2 separate regions of the Homo sapiens genome follow, and region 1 is linked to region 2. Evidence: read pairs that join two places in POLR2A ChIA-PET (ENCODE). Cell type or tissue: A673. All regions are shown on one strand. Links, peaks and the distances in the headings refer to the core of each region. The heading gives the core; the rest is flanking DNA. Region 1 overlaps HSPA9 (heat shock protein family A (Hsp70) member 9). Region 2 overlaps REEP2 (receptor accessory protein 2).

Region 1 (8,325 bases), core at 231-8,230, 100 kb before region 2:
ATTCAGTGCTTGTTAACACCCATGTAAAAGATTCTTGGGATTCGTGAAAAATTCTAGGCTCAGGTTTCCAACCACATGAACACTCAATGGGAACATTGTAGGATTATGAAGGATTGTTATATGGTGTGTTGGAAAATAACTTTTAGCATTTTTGGTTGGCCCTTGCCCACTGCCTCTACTGTCTCCTAAAGATAACTTTAAAAGCCCTCCAGGATTTCCAAAGTACTCCAGTTGAGAACTACTGGCTTAATGCTAGTCAAGATTCATCCTTGGGATCAGAGAGAGGAGCCAAATGCCCAAGCAAAATATATATTTGAGTTCTATTAGGAGGGAGAAGTTGCTTGGGTATGGGTGGACACAGTATTTCAGTCACCTATCAGTAAAGCTAATAGCATAAATAGCAAGAAGGTATATGGAGATTTCCTACAGCCAATAGGATATATATCTAGAATAAGATTTACTGTAAGAAAGAAACTGGCTCACAATTATGGAACCGAGGTCCCACCCACAGTCCACTGCTGGGAAAGCTGTTGGGGTAAAATTTCAGTGACCAGGAACACAGTGGTGTCCTAGTCCGAGGTTAGAAGAATATGGATGTCTTAGCTCTGGCAGTTCTATATAGGCCCTTAACTGATTAGATGATGTCCACTCACATCAAAGCAGAGCAATCTCCAATTCAATACTAATCTCTTCTGGAGAGAGACAAATGTTTAACCCGTTAAATGGCATCAATGGCTAAACTGACACATAAAATTAACTATCACAAAAGGCAAAAAGAAATGATTGGTTTTATTCTTTAGTAGAGCCTCCCTTTAGTGATTGTAAGTACTTGCTTAGGTCCCAAGAAGAACTTACGGTATCCCTCTTACACCAACTTACTGTTTTTGGTTTTTTGTGTTTTGTTTGTTCTTTTGGTTTTTGTTTTGAGATGGAGTCTTGCTCTGTTGCCCAGGCTGGATTGCAGTGGTGTGATCTCAGCTCACTGCAACCTCAACCTCTGCCTCCTGGGTTCTAGCAATTCTCCCACCTCAGCCTCTTGAGTAGCTGGTACTACAGGTGCGCACCACCACACCCAGCTAATTTTTTTTTTTTTTTTTTTGAGACAGTCTTGTCGCCCAGGCCGGAGTGCAGTGGTGCGATCTCAGCTCACTGCAACCTCCACCTCCCAGGTTCAAGCCGATTCTCCTGCCTCAGCCTCCCTAGTAGCTGGGATTACAGGCACCCTGCCACCACACCCAGCTAATTTTGGATTTTTAGTAGAGACGGGATTTCACCACGTTGTCCAGGCTGGTCTTGAACTTCTGACCTCAAGTGATCCACTCCCCTCGGCCTCCCAAAGTGCTGGGATTACAGGCTTGAGTCACTGTGCCCGGTCTAATTTTTGTACTTTCAGTAGACACGGGGTTTTGCCATGTTGGCTAGGCTGGTCTCAAGCTCCTGACCTCAGGTGATCCATCGCACCCAGCCTCCTTTTTTTATGTTGTTTTTTGAGACAGGGTCTTGCTGTCACCCAGGCTATAGTGCAGTGGTGCATTCATAGCTCACTGCAACCTCGAACTCCTGGGCTCAAGCACTCCTCCTGCCTTAGCCTCCCAAGTAGTTAGGACTACAGGTGCACACCACCACACCTGGCTCACCTCTCGAGCTCAAGTGAGCCTCTCACCTCAGCCTATGGAGTGGTTGGGACCACAGGTGCAAGCTACCGTGCCAGGCTATTTTTTTTTTTTTTTTTTTTTTTTTGAGGGGGGGAGAGACAGGATCTCACACTCCTGACCTCAAGCAATCTTCCCACCTCAGCCTCCCAAAGTGGTGGGATGACAAGCATGAGACACGGTGCCCAGCCTGATTATTTGTGTTGAGTGAGGTATACATTATCAGTAGAAATACTACATACATGTGTACATAATGTGTCAATTCTCAGGGAAATCAAGACATTCCATTTCTTTGATCCACGTAACATTTATAGTAGTGACTACAAGCAAGATGGAGCAGCAGAAATAAAAGCAAGTTCTTACAAACTGCATGAGAAGATTGGGTATGAAGAAACAATTCAAATTTTGGAAATAACCAATATTCAAGAGACCCTTCACCATTTCAGATACCATTGCAACTCTATTCTCCAGTCATAAGGCCAGGTTTTTTTGTTTTGTTTTTGTTTTGAGACAGAGTCTCTCTCTGTCACCCAGGCTGGAGTGCAGTGGCATGATCTCAGCTCACTGCAGCCTCCATCTCCCGGATTCAAGCGATTTTCCTGCCTCAGCCTCCTGAGTAGCTGGGATTACAGGTGCATGCCACCACACCCGGCTAAGTTTTGAATTTTTAGTAGAGATGGGGTTTCACCATGTTGGTCAGGCTGGTCTCGAACTCCTGACCTCGTGATCAGCCGCCTTGGCCTCCTAAATGCTGGGATTACAGGCATGAGCCACTGTGCCCGGCTCATAAGTCCACTTTGTAAGGGCTTTGTCTTCTCCTTTTCCCCACCTCTAGTATCAGAATACAAAATGAGTGAAAGCCCTGGGAACAGATAAAGGAGCTATAGGGCGACCTACAGCACTCTGAACAGCATGCAGGAGCTGTGCTTTAGCAATTACAGAATTGCTGAAACAGGCATTTGAGTAGATAAACAATTGAATATCAGCAATTTCCTACAGTTAAATCTATTAGGAGCCATTTCTGCTACAGCAGGTCAGGTAATCTGTCTTGACACTAAAGACCGCAGCTGAACATCAAACCAGCCTTTAAGGTAGGCATCAGCCCTGCAATCAAGAATGGGAAAGTAAAATGTTCCACCAAACTCACAGGCTCTTAAACAGATTGTTGAAGCCCCTGACTGAGAAAGTGAAGATTAGGGTCAAAGGTGATGGGGTTGTGGGGTGGGGAGTCCATAAGGGACTGAGTATAAAGTGCAAGATTGTGAGTATTGATTATTTTTAGGAAAATGGTCCATCGCTTTCACTGGTTCCTTGGAGTCTGTCCCAAAGAGGGTTAACCATTATATGGTAAGTTTACTAGCTTAAATGGCTTCAAGTCGTACCATACCAGTCACCCCTTTGCCATTTGCCATCCCCTCAATCCTGTGCATTTATTTAGCATCCTTGGTCTACCATCCACCTCCTTGGTATACCTTCCCCACTCAGCTCACACAGATCATTTCACTCAAATTCTTACGCTTTTTTTTTTTTTTTCTTTTTGAGCTGGAGTCTCACTTTGTTGCCCAGGCTGAAATGCAGTGGCACGATCTCGGCTCACTGCATCCTCCGCCTCCCAGGTTCAAGCGATTCTCCTGCCTCAGCCTCCCAAGTAGCTGAGACTGCAGGCACACGCTGCCAAGCCCGGCAAATTTTTTGTATTTTTAGTAGAGATGGGGTTTTACTGTGTTGCCCAGGCTGGTGTCAAACTCCTGAGCTCAGGCGATCCACACGTCTCGGCCTCCCAAAGTGCTGGGATTACAGGCATGAGCCACCACACCCTTCCCTACGCTCTTATTTTTTAATTACTTAATGTTCCATTTAGCAACTTCATCTTTTTGTTCTTTGTTCTTTTTTGAGATGGAGTCTTGCTCTGTCACCCAGACTGGAGTGCAGTGGCACAATCTCAGCTCACTGCAACCTCTGCCTCCTGGGTTCAAGCGATTCTCCTGCCTCAGCCTCCTGAGTATTAGCTGGGGTTACAGGCATGTACCACCACGCCTGGTTAACTGTATTTTTAGTAGAGACAGGGTTTTGCCATGTTGGCCAGGCTGGTCTCAAACTCTTGAGCTCAAGTGATCCATCCACCTCAGCCTCCCACCATGCCTGGCCTTCATCTCTTTTATTACATTTTTCCCTACCTTCTGGATTATTTTGAAGCAAATGCTAGAATTCATAATTTGACTCAAAGTATATACTTTTTTTTTTTTTTGAGACAGAGTCTCGCTCTGTTGCCCAGGCTGGAATGCAGTGGCGCAATCTCAGCTCACTGCAAGCTCCACCTCCCGGGTTCACGCCATTCTCCTCCCTCAGCCTCCCGAGTAGCTGTGACTACAAGCGCCCGCCACCATGCCCGGCTAATTTTTTTTTTTTTTTTTTTGTATTTTTTAGTAGAGACGGGTTTCATCGTGTTAGCCAGAAGGGTCTCAATCTCCTGACCTCATGATCCGCCCGCCTCGGCCTCCCAAAGTGCTGGGATTACAGGCGTGAGCTACCACGCCCGGCCGAAAGTATGTACTTCTAAAAGGATTATACTACAAAACATATCATTGTTGGCCAGGCTCTGTGGCTCACGCCTGTAATCCCAGCACTTTGGGAGGCCAAGGTGGGTGGATCACAAGGTCAGGAGATCAAGACCATCCTGGCTAACACGGTGAAACCCCATCTCTACTAAAAATACAAAAAATTAGCCGGGCGTGGTGGCGGGCACCTGTAGTCCCAGCTACTCGGGAGGCTGAGGCAGGAGAATGGCGTGAACCCGGGAGGCGGAGCTTGCATTGAGTTGAGATCGCGCCACTGCACTCCAGCCTGGGCAAGAGTGCGAGACTCCGTCTCAAACAAAACAAAATAATAATAATAATAAATATATATATATATATAATTTTCACACCTTTTAACATCTTTATAGCAAACAAGAATATGCTTTTCCCAATAGTCTCATAACTTTAAAGTTGATCTGAGTCAGGAACCAAGCGTCACACCCACATAGTTTGACATGTCCAAGTTCCTTTCAATTTAGGCTTCCCTGCCTTTTTTCCCCTTTGCAATTTATTTTAGAAACTGGACCACTGGTCCCGTAGCGTCTCCTACATTCTAGATTTTACTAATTGCTTCCCTGTGATGTAATTTAATGTATTCCTTCGTCCCATTTAATCCAATTCAAGTTCAGTTTTTTTGACATAGGATCTCACTCTGTTCCCCAGGCTGGAGTGGGTGGTGCTATCATAGCTCACTGTAACCTCAAACTCCTGAGCTCAAGCAATCCTCCTGCCTCACCCTCCCAAGCAGCTAGGACTACATACAGGTGCTCGCCACCACACACACAGCTAATTTAAAATGATTTTTGTAGAAATGGCACTCTTGCTAAGTATATTGTTCGGGCTGGTCTCAAACTCCTTGAGCCAAGTGATCTTCCCACCTTGGCCTCCCAAAGCACTGGGATTACAAGCATGAGCCTTTCGCCCAGCCTGTTTCATTTTTCTACAACAGGTGATGTGTATTTCCATCAGAATTTAAAATATTATATGAATTCCAAACATAATTTCGGTTGGCTCTTTTGTCATGTTAGTAGCCACTGATGATCATTACCTAGATCTCTAATTTGATTAAAGGTATATTATTTTACTTCTGTCTTTTCATTTTTATTGGAATACCTCTATAGTGAGAAAATTCCCCTTTTAACAAGTACCAAGTTACACTGCAATGTACCTACATATAAGGGAAGACCAGTTAAATGTTTAGCTCTTTTCCTTAATTTACTAGTTTTCAGAATTAATTCCATAATCAAAAGTGGGGAAATTAGGTTTCTTGGGTGTCATCATGAACTCATGGATTTCGACTTTTTATGTTTCACTTCATTGCAACCTTTCTTAGTGATACTCAAATTGTTCTAACCTTGGCCTGAGAGCCTCTTCCTGTTGGCCCTTAAGTCGTTTTGACAAAACCCCAGTAGTCCATGTTACTTTCTTTGCTTACTGATATAACAAGATGTTCCAGGCTCACCTTGTTCATTTCTGCTTCAGTCCAAGAAACAACTATTTATTTTATCTGTTATCTTACTTGTTTAACAACCCTATGTCTCCCCTGCACCCCCACAAAAGACCATAAATATAAGGACTGAATTACATCTAAAAATTTTCAGCACTTGTCCCAGTGCTGGACCAAAAAAGTGGCATGCAATAAATATTTATGGAATTGAACTAAAAGATTAACATTTGTCTAGCTATTCTACAAGTGTCTCTATTGAGTCAAACAAGGCACCACTGGCAACTGGCAACATTAAACACTTGCCTCTTCAGGTGGGCCAAGGGCAGGATTCAGGCTCTCCCTATAAATACTCTCTTATATGCTAGAGATAGACCCCAGCTAATGAGCTCTCCCTAGAACAGGTATTCTGTCACTCACTCACACACACACACACACACACACACACACACACACACACACCTTTTTTTACACTGAGAGAATGAGAAAAACATTAACTTTTAGTTCTCCGTGGGCCTTATTTTCTTAAAGGAGGAAATCATTACACAGTAAAGCATTAATGGCCAGTGTGTGCTTAATTTAACAACACTACAAATTCATGTAGAGATGTCTGATCCTCTAGAGAGGAAACTGTCATTCCTTAGCTGCAGTCCCCTCTTCAACTGAAGAATTACATTTCACCACTAGGTGTCCACAGGGGAACAAAGGATATCTTACACTTGCCCATTCCAAGTCCCTTTCACACACACTGCACTCCATAAACAACTTGTCCTAGGTCAATTTATAAAAACCTTAAATCTTATTTTATGTTGTACTACTACAGCTTAGGTCTTCATTTACTTTAACTTATAAGATATCCTGGCCGGACGCAGTGGCTCACACCTGTAATCCCAGCACTTTGGGAGGCTGAGGCAGGTGGATCACAAGGTCAGGAGTTCAAGACCAGCCTGGCCAATATGGTGAAACCCCGTCTCTACTAAAAATACAAAAATTAGCCGGGCATGGTGGTGCACGCCTGTAGTCCTAGCGATTCAGGAGGCTGAGGCAGGAGAATCACTCCCTTGAACCCGGGAGGCGGAGGTTGCAGTTAACTGAGATTGCGCCACTGACTCTAGCCTGGGTGACAGAGCGAGACTACGTATCAAAAAAAAAAAAAAAAGAGAAAACTTTCCTCTAACAAGCACACTGACTTCCAGAAGAGTCAAAGGCAGCCCTTTAGCAAATCTTACCACAACCATCCCTTCCCTGCCTTCATCTTGGCTACTCTTTTTTTTTTTTTTCCTGAACTCCAGTGATCCTCCTGAGTAGCTAGGGACTACTACTAGGGACGACTTAGGTGTGCACCACCATGCCCAGCTAAATTTTTTTTTAATTTGTAGTATAGATGAGGTCTCACTAGGTTGCTCAGGCTGTACTCCAACTCCTGAGTTCAAGCAATCCTCCTGCTTCGGCCTCCCAAGGTCCTAGGATTACAGGCATCAGTCACTGTGTGTGGTCTATCTTCGTTACTCTTAAACTTATCTTCACATTAGTGACAAATAACCTCATTCTGTAGCTTTTTTTTTTTTTTTTTTTTGAGAAAGGGTCTTGCTCTGTTACCCAGGCTGGAGTGCAGTGATCACAGCTCACTGTAACCTCAAACTCCTGGGCTCCGGTGATCTTCCTGCCTCAGCCTCCTCAGTAGCTGGCACTAGGGGCACATGCTGCTGTGCCTGGCTGATTTTTTTTTCTTGTTTTTGTAGAGACCAGTTCTCTCTAAGCACAAAGACTTATTTGTGCTTTCAACATCAAAACTTATAACAGGCCTGTAATCCCAACACTTTGGGAGGCTGAGGCAGGTGGGTCACGTGAGGTCAGGAGTTCGAGATCAGCCTGGGCAACATGGTGAAACCCCTATCTCTACTAAACATACAAAAATTAGCCAGGCATCATGGCCTGCGCCTGTGGTCCCAGCTACTAGGGAGGCTGAGGCAGGTGGGTCACGTGGGGTCAGGAGTTCGAGATCAGCCTGGGCAACATGGTGAAACCCCCATCTCTACTAAAAATACAAAAATTAGCCAGGCATCATGGCCCACGCCTGTGGTCCCAGCTACTAGGGAGGCTGAGGTGGAAGGATCGCTTAAGTCCTGGGGTCAAGGTTGCAGTGAGTTATTATCGTACCACTGTACTCCAGCCTGGGCAACAGTGAGACCCTGCCTCAAAAAAAAAAAAGAAAATGAAACAAAAACTTACTTGCCTACTCCCACCTAATTAGGTAGGAACATCACCTATATCCCAATATTTAACTTTGTTACATAATGTTTGAGCTGAGGAGGAAGTTCTGAGATCATAAAGAACAATTCCTTTATTTTTCAGAGAATCTGTGTGCCTAGAGAGGTTATATATTTTGTTCTCACCATTTAGCAGTTTGAAAAATCTGTATCACTTTTATATCACAGAACATTCCTCAACAATGAATCGTCATGGTCCCATTTAAAAAGCCTTGATGCAGGCACTACCATCCGTGCTTCATACATCCCAAACCTCTTCACGTAGATAGTTATCCCAGCCTTTGCCTCTAATGCACTGATTTCTAATTCTAAATGCAGAGATGGTGAATTTGCAGCAACTAGGCAAGGAGCTTTTGGGGCTACCTGGGCCTGCAATTGTCTAA
Region 2 (8,325 bases), core at 182-8,181:
AGCTACTTGGAAGGCTGAGGCAGGAGAATCTCTTGAACCCAAGAGGTGGAGGTTGCAGTGAGCTGAGATCATGCCATTGCACTCCAGCTGGGTGACAGAGCAAGACTCTGTCTCAAAAAAAAAAAAAAAAATAGATTTGAGCAGTCATGGCTTCTGCAGAGCAGGGAACTAGTACTGGGTAAGTTGGGCTCCAGAGTTTCAATGCTCCTCCTCTCCACCTCCTTGTCCTTCCCACTCCTCCCCTTCTTCCGGGAGAACAAAACCAGGTGAGAGTGACCTGTGCTCGAGGAGTCTAGGAGCACACAAATGTCCTCTGCTTAGACTCCAAATAATCCAGGAGCGGGCAGGGAGGCTGCAGTCTTATTCTGAGTTGGCCACCCAGAAAGCTGGACCTGGCAGGCCCAGGATGGACATGGAACAGAGGAAATGGGATCTCAATCACACCGTGGGAAATCGAGGTATCAGGAAGGCTTCTACCTGGCTTAGCTTACTCCACCCTTCCTGGGTTGGAGGTGCTAACTGAGGTGATCTCTGGGGGACGCTTCCTTTTCTTAGTTGATGGGACTGAATCATGATTCTGGCTGAGATGGGAATGGGGTGAAGTCTTGGCAAAGAAAGACCCTCTATTGGCCAAGACAGGAATGAGCTGTCTGGAGGACCATGCATTTCCCTATCAGGAAAATGACAGGCACACACAGTTAAGGGATGCTGGTGTAAAACTCACCATTAATATTTCAAGCAGCATTATTTATTGATCACTTTTCTGGCTGGGACAAAAGGAGAGGGTAATTCATAGGGGATGCAGGGCTGGTAGGGTCAACTTGGGAAAAAGGTCAGGGAAAGGTAGATCATTGAGGAGCCTCACCCCCAGCCCCTGCAAGAATACTATGGGATTCCAGGATGTGGAGACTAGGGACTTTGTCTTTTTCTTTTATTTTTTACTTTTCTTTTTTTTTTGAGATGGAGTCTCACATCGTCGCCTGGGCTGGAGTGTAATGGCGCAATCTCAGCTCACTGCAACCTCCCCCTCCCAGGTTCAAGCGATTCTCCTGCCTCAGCCTCCGAGTAGCTGGGATTACAGGTGTCTGCCACCATGTCACACCTGGCCTGACTTTGTCTTTTTCAACTCCATAGTACCCCAGATGAAAATACAGGAAGGGTCAGGGGGCACCTGGAGCAGGCCTGGGACTGCCACTGTGGCCATCAGGGAGACCATATCCAGGGAATGTCACAGCTATATGAGCTTCCCTGCCTCTGGACCCAACTTCTCCTTCCTACCTCCCCGCCCCAGTCCCCATCCCTTGCTGCCTCAGGGGTCCCTCTCCCCTCTTGATCCTGAATTCAGCTCCAGCAGCCTCTCTAGATGCCATTTCAGAAGCCCAGGTTGGGGCCAAGTGCGGTGGCTCACGTCTTTAATCCCAGCACTTTGGGAGGTGGGCGGATCACTTGAGGCCAGGAGTTCGAGACCAGCCTGGCCAACATGGCAAAATCCCATCTCTATTAAAAAGGAAAAAAAGGCCGGGCGCGGTGGCTCACGCCTGTAATTCCAGCACTTTGGGAGGCCGAGGCGGGCGGATCACGAGGTCAAGAGATTGAGACCATCCTGGCTAACACGGTGAAACCCCGTCTTCACTAAAAATACAAAAAATTATCCGGGCGTTGTGGCGGGTGTCTGTAGTCCCAGCTACTCCGGAGGCTGAGGCAGGAGAATGGCGTGAGCCCAGGAGGTGGAGCTTGCAGCGAGCCGAGATCGCGCCACTGCACTCCAGCCTGGGCGACAGAGCGAGACTCCATATTAAAAAAAAAAAAAAAAAAAAAAAAGCAAAAAGTAGCCAGGCATGGTGGCCTGTGCCTGTAATCCCAGCCACTTGGGAGACTGAGGCAGGAGAATCTCGTGAACTCAGGAGGCGTAGGTTGTAGTAAGCCAAGATCGCGCCACTGCACTCCAGCCTGGGCGACAGAGCTCCGAGACTCTGTCTCAAAAAAAAAAAAAAAAAAATCATCCCAGGGTGAGCTTGGCAATTTATCTGTTCGGGGGAGGGTGCTTGCTGGGTGCTGGAACCTCACTGCAAGTGGGGGGCTTCTTCTAGGTCTGACCATCTCCTGGGGCAGTAGGTGTGCACACAGACTGGGCTTAGGGGGAGACTGCTGGAGAACCCACAGCTGTCCTGTTCACCCACAAGAATGCTTTCTTCATGAACCTCCAACTCCAGGGAGCGGAGGATGAGGCACTCTGCTCACCAAACCTGGAGCCTACTGGCCGCGGGAGAGGATTGTCCGCGGGGCCGGGGAATCCCACATAGGGAGGCAGCTGCGCCACCTAGTGGGCTTTTCCATCCTCGCAGGCATCCCTCCCACGCCTCGCCGCCTCCAGCCTGGATATGGCACCGTTTCAGGCAGGACACACACAAAAGCCGCTGTCCGGTAAGGACAGGAGATGCCCTCCTCCTCCCGACGGACCTGACCCAGCTCAGAGAGGGAGAAACTGGGGGGATGTGGGAGGGGGGTGATCGTGCACTGGCGGAAATTGAAGATAGTGGGGAAGCCAGGAGGGGCTTTGGGCCTGCAAACAGCCTCTCCCTGTCATTCTGGATGCCACAGATATGGGGACCATGGCTCAGAGCCCCCAAGGCCCTCCCTTCTGTGCCCGCCCTACCTCCCTCCAGGCCAAGCAAAGCTGGGCTCAGCTCTGCCGATCAAGGGAGAGCTGGCAGAGGCTGGATGGAGCTGCTGGCTTTCCTCTGACGTCACAGCCTGGAAATCCCATTTTAAGCAGGTTCTCTGGGTGTAGGGCACCCACAAGAAAGGGAGGGGGGGCCAGCTGAAGAAGCTAGAGACCTGAGGCTGTTATAGTCAGGTACCTCAGGCCTGGAGGGCTGCCCAGCGATCCCAAGGAGGCCTGGGCATGGGACCCAGCGCTAGCCTGCCCCAGTCCCTACCCAAAGCTAATACCTCTCAAAGGCTCCTGGGGACCCAGGCAGTGATCGAGCACCCTCCACATAGCTCTGGCCATCCACCTATTTCTGACATCTCTTTCCCACTACCCTGGCTTGGAGAGATCTACGGAGGCAGAGGGGAAAGGGGAGAGGGGAGATTGTCCCAGGGAATGAGGGGACAGCAAGGGGTCACCTAGGCCCAGATGTGTGCCACCAGCCAGCCTCTTTCCCAGGAGCCTTTCCACCCGTTCTTCTTGTCACCCTCCATCTCTTCTCTCCTCTGCACCACAGGGGGCAGGCCCTGTGCCCAGAGTTCTAGAAGCCTGAATGTTTCCATAGCAACAAACCAATGAGCTTGGAAATCTGAGCATGTTCCTGTGGACACAGGGAACCCCTGATGTGCACGGAGAGCTTGACAATGCAGAATCTGGATGTGACCTGCCTAGCCACCAGTCACTGTAGATGTGAGCATGCTCCTCCTGAGTGTGAGCCAGTGTGTGTGTTTGTGTGTGTGTGGTATGCAGCAAATGAGATTTAGGTTAAAGAGCGCCTAACCTGGTTTCCTGGGCATATGGTAGCTGTTAGCGTGGGACTGCAGCATCTTACTCTCTGGGGACTTTTCTAGAATGAATCCCTCCCCTAAATTTTACTGTGGTAGCTTCCTCTCCTTTCCGATGGAAAAATGAGCCAAAATTGCTGAGAGGCTGATGGTGAAGGTGATGCCCCTCAGAGGGCTGGTTGACTGGAGGATTCCAAGGAAAGACAAAAGGGACACCTCACATCCCCCACTGTGACCTCACTTCAGGGGGCTCTTGGCTAGCTTGGCTCAAGTGTGGAAGGTGCACATGCCCTGTGATGCCAGGGAAGGAGGAGGAAAGCCTAGTGTAGGGGCGCTTTGCCAAACTTGGGGTCCAGAGCCTGGGTCTGGGTCCTACTCATACCCCCTACCCACCCCATGGTCTGCTTCGTTCATTTTCCTTCCACAGGCTGAGCTATTTCTCTGATCCCCTTTTTCCTCCCTTACGGCTCTTTTCCTTAGTCTCTCCTCCGTACCTGCCTCTGCTCCTCTGCCAGCCTTTCCCTCCCCCTGGGTTCCGGCTTCCCGGGGGCTCATCCCCAGTCAGTTGTGCTTCTTGGCCCCTGGAGCTCTGGCTCTGCGTCCCAGGGCTCGGACCCCATGCCCTGCAGCTCCCTTCTCCTCCTTTCCTCCAACCTAGCCCAGTAGTCAGGGCTGGACCTCTGCCTTTCCTGGTGCCACACAGGCTGTGCCTCTTTGTCTCAGCCCTTGGTTCCCTCTCTGTCCCCAGGGCTGGTTTCTTCACAAGCCCTTGTCCTGTCTTCCCCATCTCTGCTTCTTCGCTCAACCTCTCTGGCTCAACCCCCTTTGGTCTTTCTAGGCACAGTCCCCGAGGCCTGCCCCACAGCTCCATATCCTATCCTCTGTCCCCTGGGGGCCTCACTGGGATCTTTGTCCCCCAGAGCCTACACCTAGCACTTTCTGTTGGATACCAGAAGGTCCACTCAAGACTTGGGGTAAGATTCTGAGGGAAAAGACAGTCCTTGGGGTTGGGGCCCCTGGCCCTTCTTAGGCCTCTGGTTTTTATTTATTATTATTATTTTTTAAATAGAGACATGGCTGGGCGCGGTGTCTCACGCCTGTAATCCCAGCACTTTGGGAGGCCGAGGCGGGCAGATCACTTGAGGTCAGGAGTTCGAGACCAGCCTGGCCAACATGGTGAAACCCAGTCTCTACTAAAAATACAAAAATTAGCTGGGCATGGTGGCGCATGACTGTAATTCCAGCTACTTGGGAGGCTGAGGCATGAGAATCATTTGAACCCAGTAGGCAGAGGTTGCCGTGAGCCAAGATCGCGCCACTGCACTCCAGCCTTGGCAATACTCAGTTTCCCCCCCTAAAAAAAAATACAGATGTGATTTTCGCATGTTGCCCAGGCTGGTCTCAAAATCCTGAGTTCAAGGATCCTCCTGCCTCCACCTCCCAAAGTGCTGGGATTACAGGTGTGAGCCACCACACCCAGCTAAGCCTCTGTGGTTTTTGTTTGTTTTTTGTTTTGTTTGAGACGGAGTCTTATTCTGTCACCAGGCTGGAGTGCAGTGGCACGATCTTGGCTCACTGCAATCTCTGCCTCCCACGTTCAAGCAATTCCCCTGCCTCAGCCTCCCAAGTAGCTGGGACTACAGGCACGCGCCACCATGCCTGGTTAATTTTTGTATTTTTAGTAGAGATGGGGTTTCACCATGTTGGCCAGGATGGTCTTGATCTCCTGACCTCGTGATCTGCCCGCCTCGGCCTCCCAAAGTGCTGGGATTACAGGCATGAGCCACTGCGCCCAGCCTAGGCCTCTGGTTTTATCTTGAGTCCCAAAACCATTTTCCCAGACTGAGCCCCCTCAAGCCCATCTCTTAGCTGGGCACCAGAGCTCCTGTCAGTCACAGGCTGGCCTCCCCACTCCCCCAGCTGAACCCTGCTTCTCACTTGAGGTCCTTCCCACCTGTCAGCTGGTGTGGCAAGAACAAAGCACAGAGGCCAAAATAAATGAGGTGCCAGAGTTTGGTTTATTGGCTCATCCAGTGCCAAAGGTCCAATGGGCACCCTCTTCCCAAGGAACCGGGAGCCCCGCGGCTCCTGCATTTCTCTTTCTCCTTCACGTGTTCCTCCTGGCCCTGACTGAAGCCGTGGCAGAAGCTGGGGCGGGTGTGAGCAGAGGCTGGGTTCTGCCAGGGGTCTTAGGGCCCAGTCTGCTTGGTACAGGATGGGGACCCTGGGCAAGAGGGGATGGACCCCAGGGGCAGAGGAGAGGGGCCCACTCAGCAGGGGCCTGTACCAGACAGAGCAGGGGTGGGCCCTGAGGAGCACGGGAGTCCAGCCCAGGGGCACGGTGGCAATGGGGTGACCTAAAAGGGAGCAAGGTCATAGGAGCAGGTGAGAGGCCCCCCAGATCCCCGTTCTCTCATGGGCTGGGTCCTCTGAGGCTCAGAGCCTAGGATGGAGGGTTGAGCAGGGAAAGGGCCAGATGACTGTGGGGCTCAGGGTGGGAGGAGGCGACTGCTGGAGGGACAGTCCTTGACCCAAACTACCCCGAGCCCTAGACCCAGAAAGACACACTCACACAGCCCTGGACCCCCCTTTTTAATGTGGGAACATGTGGCACTCAGCCCCACCCAATGACCAGGAAAAGAGCCCCCAGCTGCAGCTCTGGCCTGGCCATCCTGGTCGCTGAAGCACAGGCCAATCCCTGTCTTCCATCCACAGCTGCACCTGGAGGCCCCACCCAGGGTCCCCAACGTCCTCCCCGTGTGCTCCCTTTCCCCCATGTGCCTTCAGGCCCGTCCTTGGTCCATCTGGGCTAGGACTTCCCCCTCCCTGCTCCCAAACCAAGGCGAGCAGTGGAAACACGACAGGACCTCTGAGAAGCGGATTGCTATGGGCTTCAGCAAGGCACTGGGTGGGTGGGGCAGGGCGGGGCTGCAGCGGAACAGCGGTGGAGGCCGAGCAGTCCCCACCTCCTTGGGTGGCTCAGTCCTCAGCCTCTGGTCCACCCTCTACCCTCAACCCCCACAGCTGGGCCTCCTTCCTCTTTTCCAAGCCCCTTCCAGAAGAGTGGCCACTGGGCAGGCACCGGAAATGGCCATCTGCGGGGCCCAGGGGCCTGAGACACCTAGGCTACTGGCACAGTGTGGAGCAGGGGCTGGGTCTGAGGCCCCTCCTGAGGCTTCATCCTTGCTCTGCAGCCTGCGGGGGTGGAGGGGCTCAAGCTGAGTCGCCCCCGCCAGAGGTCTTCTTCTTGGGCCGGGTCTTCAGTGTCTTGGAAGCCAGTGGCTGTGGAAAGAAGGAGGAAGATGGGGCTCAGCCTGGAGCCGCCACCCCCTGCCTGTTTCCCCAAGCTCTGGCCAGTGCCCTCACCTCAGCTTTGGGCGCTTTTTTGATGGGTTTGGCCCTCTTGGGAGCTTTGTCTCCCATGTCATCCTCAGAAGCCTCTGTCCGGGAATCTGCCGGGTTTGTGCTGGACCTTAGACTCAGGGCAGGGTCATCTCCTGGGTGCAGGGAGAAAAGGAGGTGGGGGAATCTTTCCCATCTGGACTCCTTGCCCTTGGGGCCCCACCCCAACCCCGGGCCCTGCCTGTACCTAAGTCCTCGATGGTGTCCAGGAGGCTGCCAGGGCTGGGTCGGAGGCGGCCGTCAGGCCTCTGCAGGGGCAGTGCGTCCTCGTCCCGGATCAGGGTCAGGTCCTGCATGCTGAAGCTGCGGAGCTTCTCTGACAGCACCCCCTGGCCCTAGGGTCACCACCACGCACCGGGAGAGCCGGGGGGAAGGGGCGGGGTGGAGATAGAGGTCACCATGGTGCTGGCAGCAGCCCCAGGCTCGGTGCCCTCCCCACACTGTCCTCACCCAGTCCCACACAGACAGAGCTGAGGGCTGGGGCAGGGCCACACTTTGCCTCTGGGGACAGATGGGGAAATGGCCGGACAATCAAAGTGACTCGGCCAGATAGCAGTAGAGCCTGGACTGGAGCCTCCAGCTGCATGAGCCCAGAGTCTCTACAGCCCCGAGTACAGGGTGGATGCAAAGGGGCCTGGCCAGGGCCCTTTGTACAAGGTAGGGGCCCTGGGAGTCTGAGCCTGCCCCCATCTCACCTTGGCGGCAGCTGTGACTGCAGCATTGGCGGCAAGGTTCAGGCCCCTCTTGCCCACCCTCATCATGGTCTCATAGCTCTTGTCTCGGGCCTGCGTGATGTACTCGTCGATCTCCTATGGGATTGGAGGGGAAGGGAGAAGAGGAGAGGTCCTGCCCTACCCTTGTTCACCCCTGGACAGAGGCCCCTGCCTGCTCCGGGAGGCCACGGCAGCCCTGCCAAGTCACTTTGGGCTCTGGGCCCCACAGGGAGGGCCAGTCTGTATGAGGCTGCAGGCTCTGGACTGCCTTGGCTGGGGGCAGGCTGGGAGGTGAGCTGAGAGTGGGGGCAAACCTTCTCCTTGTTGGACAGCGTTGGGTGCACGAACTTGCGGTAGAGCACGCTGGAGCCCTTGGTGTAAGGGGACAGCAGCCATATCACGAAGGCGATCTTCAGTTCAAAGTAGAAGGGGAACCTGTTGGGACAGGGGCAAGCGCAGAGTACAGGGCAGGGAGTTGGGAGGTGCCCTGTGTCCAGCAGCACCGGCCCCATGTGTGACCCTGCACAGCCCCTCACTCTTAGTGCACTGGGGTCCCCATGGGGCTCATGGGACTGCTCCTTTCTAATCTGAAAGGGTCTGGAGGGCTCAGCTGAAGCTCCAAACAGGAAGGTAAGCAGTGACACTAGAAGGAATTTCCCCCAGCAGCGACTCTCCTGGCCTCATCCTCTCCCCAAGCCCCAGCCCTCTCACTCCT

What was found. Peaks named below come from ENCODE experiments on the same cell type or tissue, not always from the same donor. Only the 100,000 strongest peaks of a DNase experiment are listed, where the experiment ranks them.
Region 1: POLR2A ChIA-PET joins it to region 2 with 10 read pairs; 19 of 35 experiments call an interaction of 5 or more read pairs at or near these places.

What each region holds. Positions count from the first base shown.
Region 1 is chr5:138,546,207-138,554,531 of GRCh38, reverse strand. It overlaps HSPA9 (heat shock protein family A (Hsp70) member 9), which reads left to right. Exons shown (of 17, transcript NM_004134.7): 17 at 1-776. Among named protein-coding and RNA genes, the nearest start is that of ETF1, 7.1 kb to the right of the region's middle. In A673, for the core only: a CTCF peak has its summit at 6,341; a DNase peak (open chromatin) is centred at 6,371; H3K27ac peaks cover 413 bases.
Region 2 is chr5:138,444,135-138,452,459 of GRCh38, reverse strand. It overlaps REEP2 (receptor accessory protein 2), which reads right to left. Exons shown (of 8, transcript NM_001271803.2): 4 at 7,925-8,045; 5 at 7,593-7,706; 6 at 7,085-7,232; 7 at 6,862-6,992; 8 at 5,495-6,777. The coding sequence ends at 6,709. Among named protein-coding and RNA genes, the nearest start is that of REEP2, 9.2 kb to the right of the region's middle. RefSeq lists enhancers at 2,395-2,484, 2,555-2,614. In A673, for the core only: a CTCF peak has its summit at 2,344 (motif pointing left); DNase peaks (open chromatin) are centred at 2,289, 2,749 and 3,269; H3K4me3 peaks cover 753 bases; H3K27ac peaks cover 2,131 bases.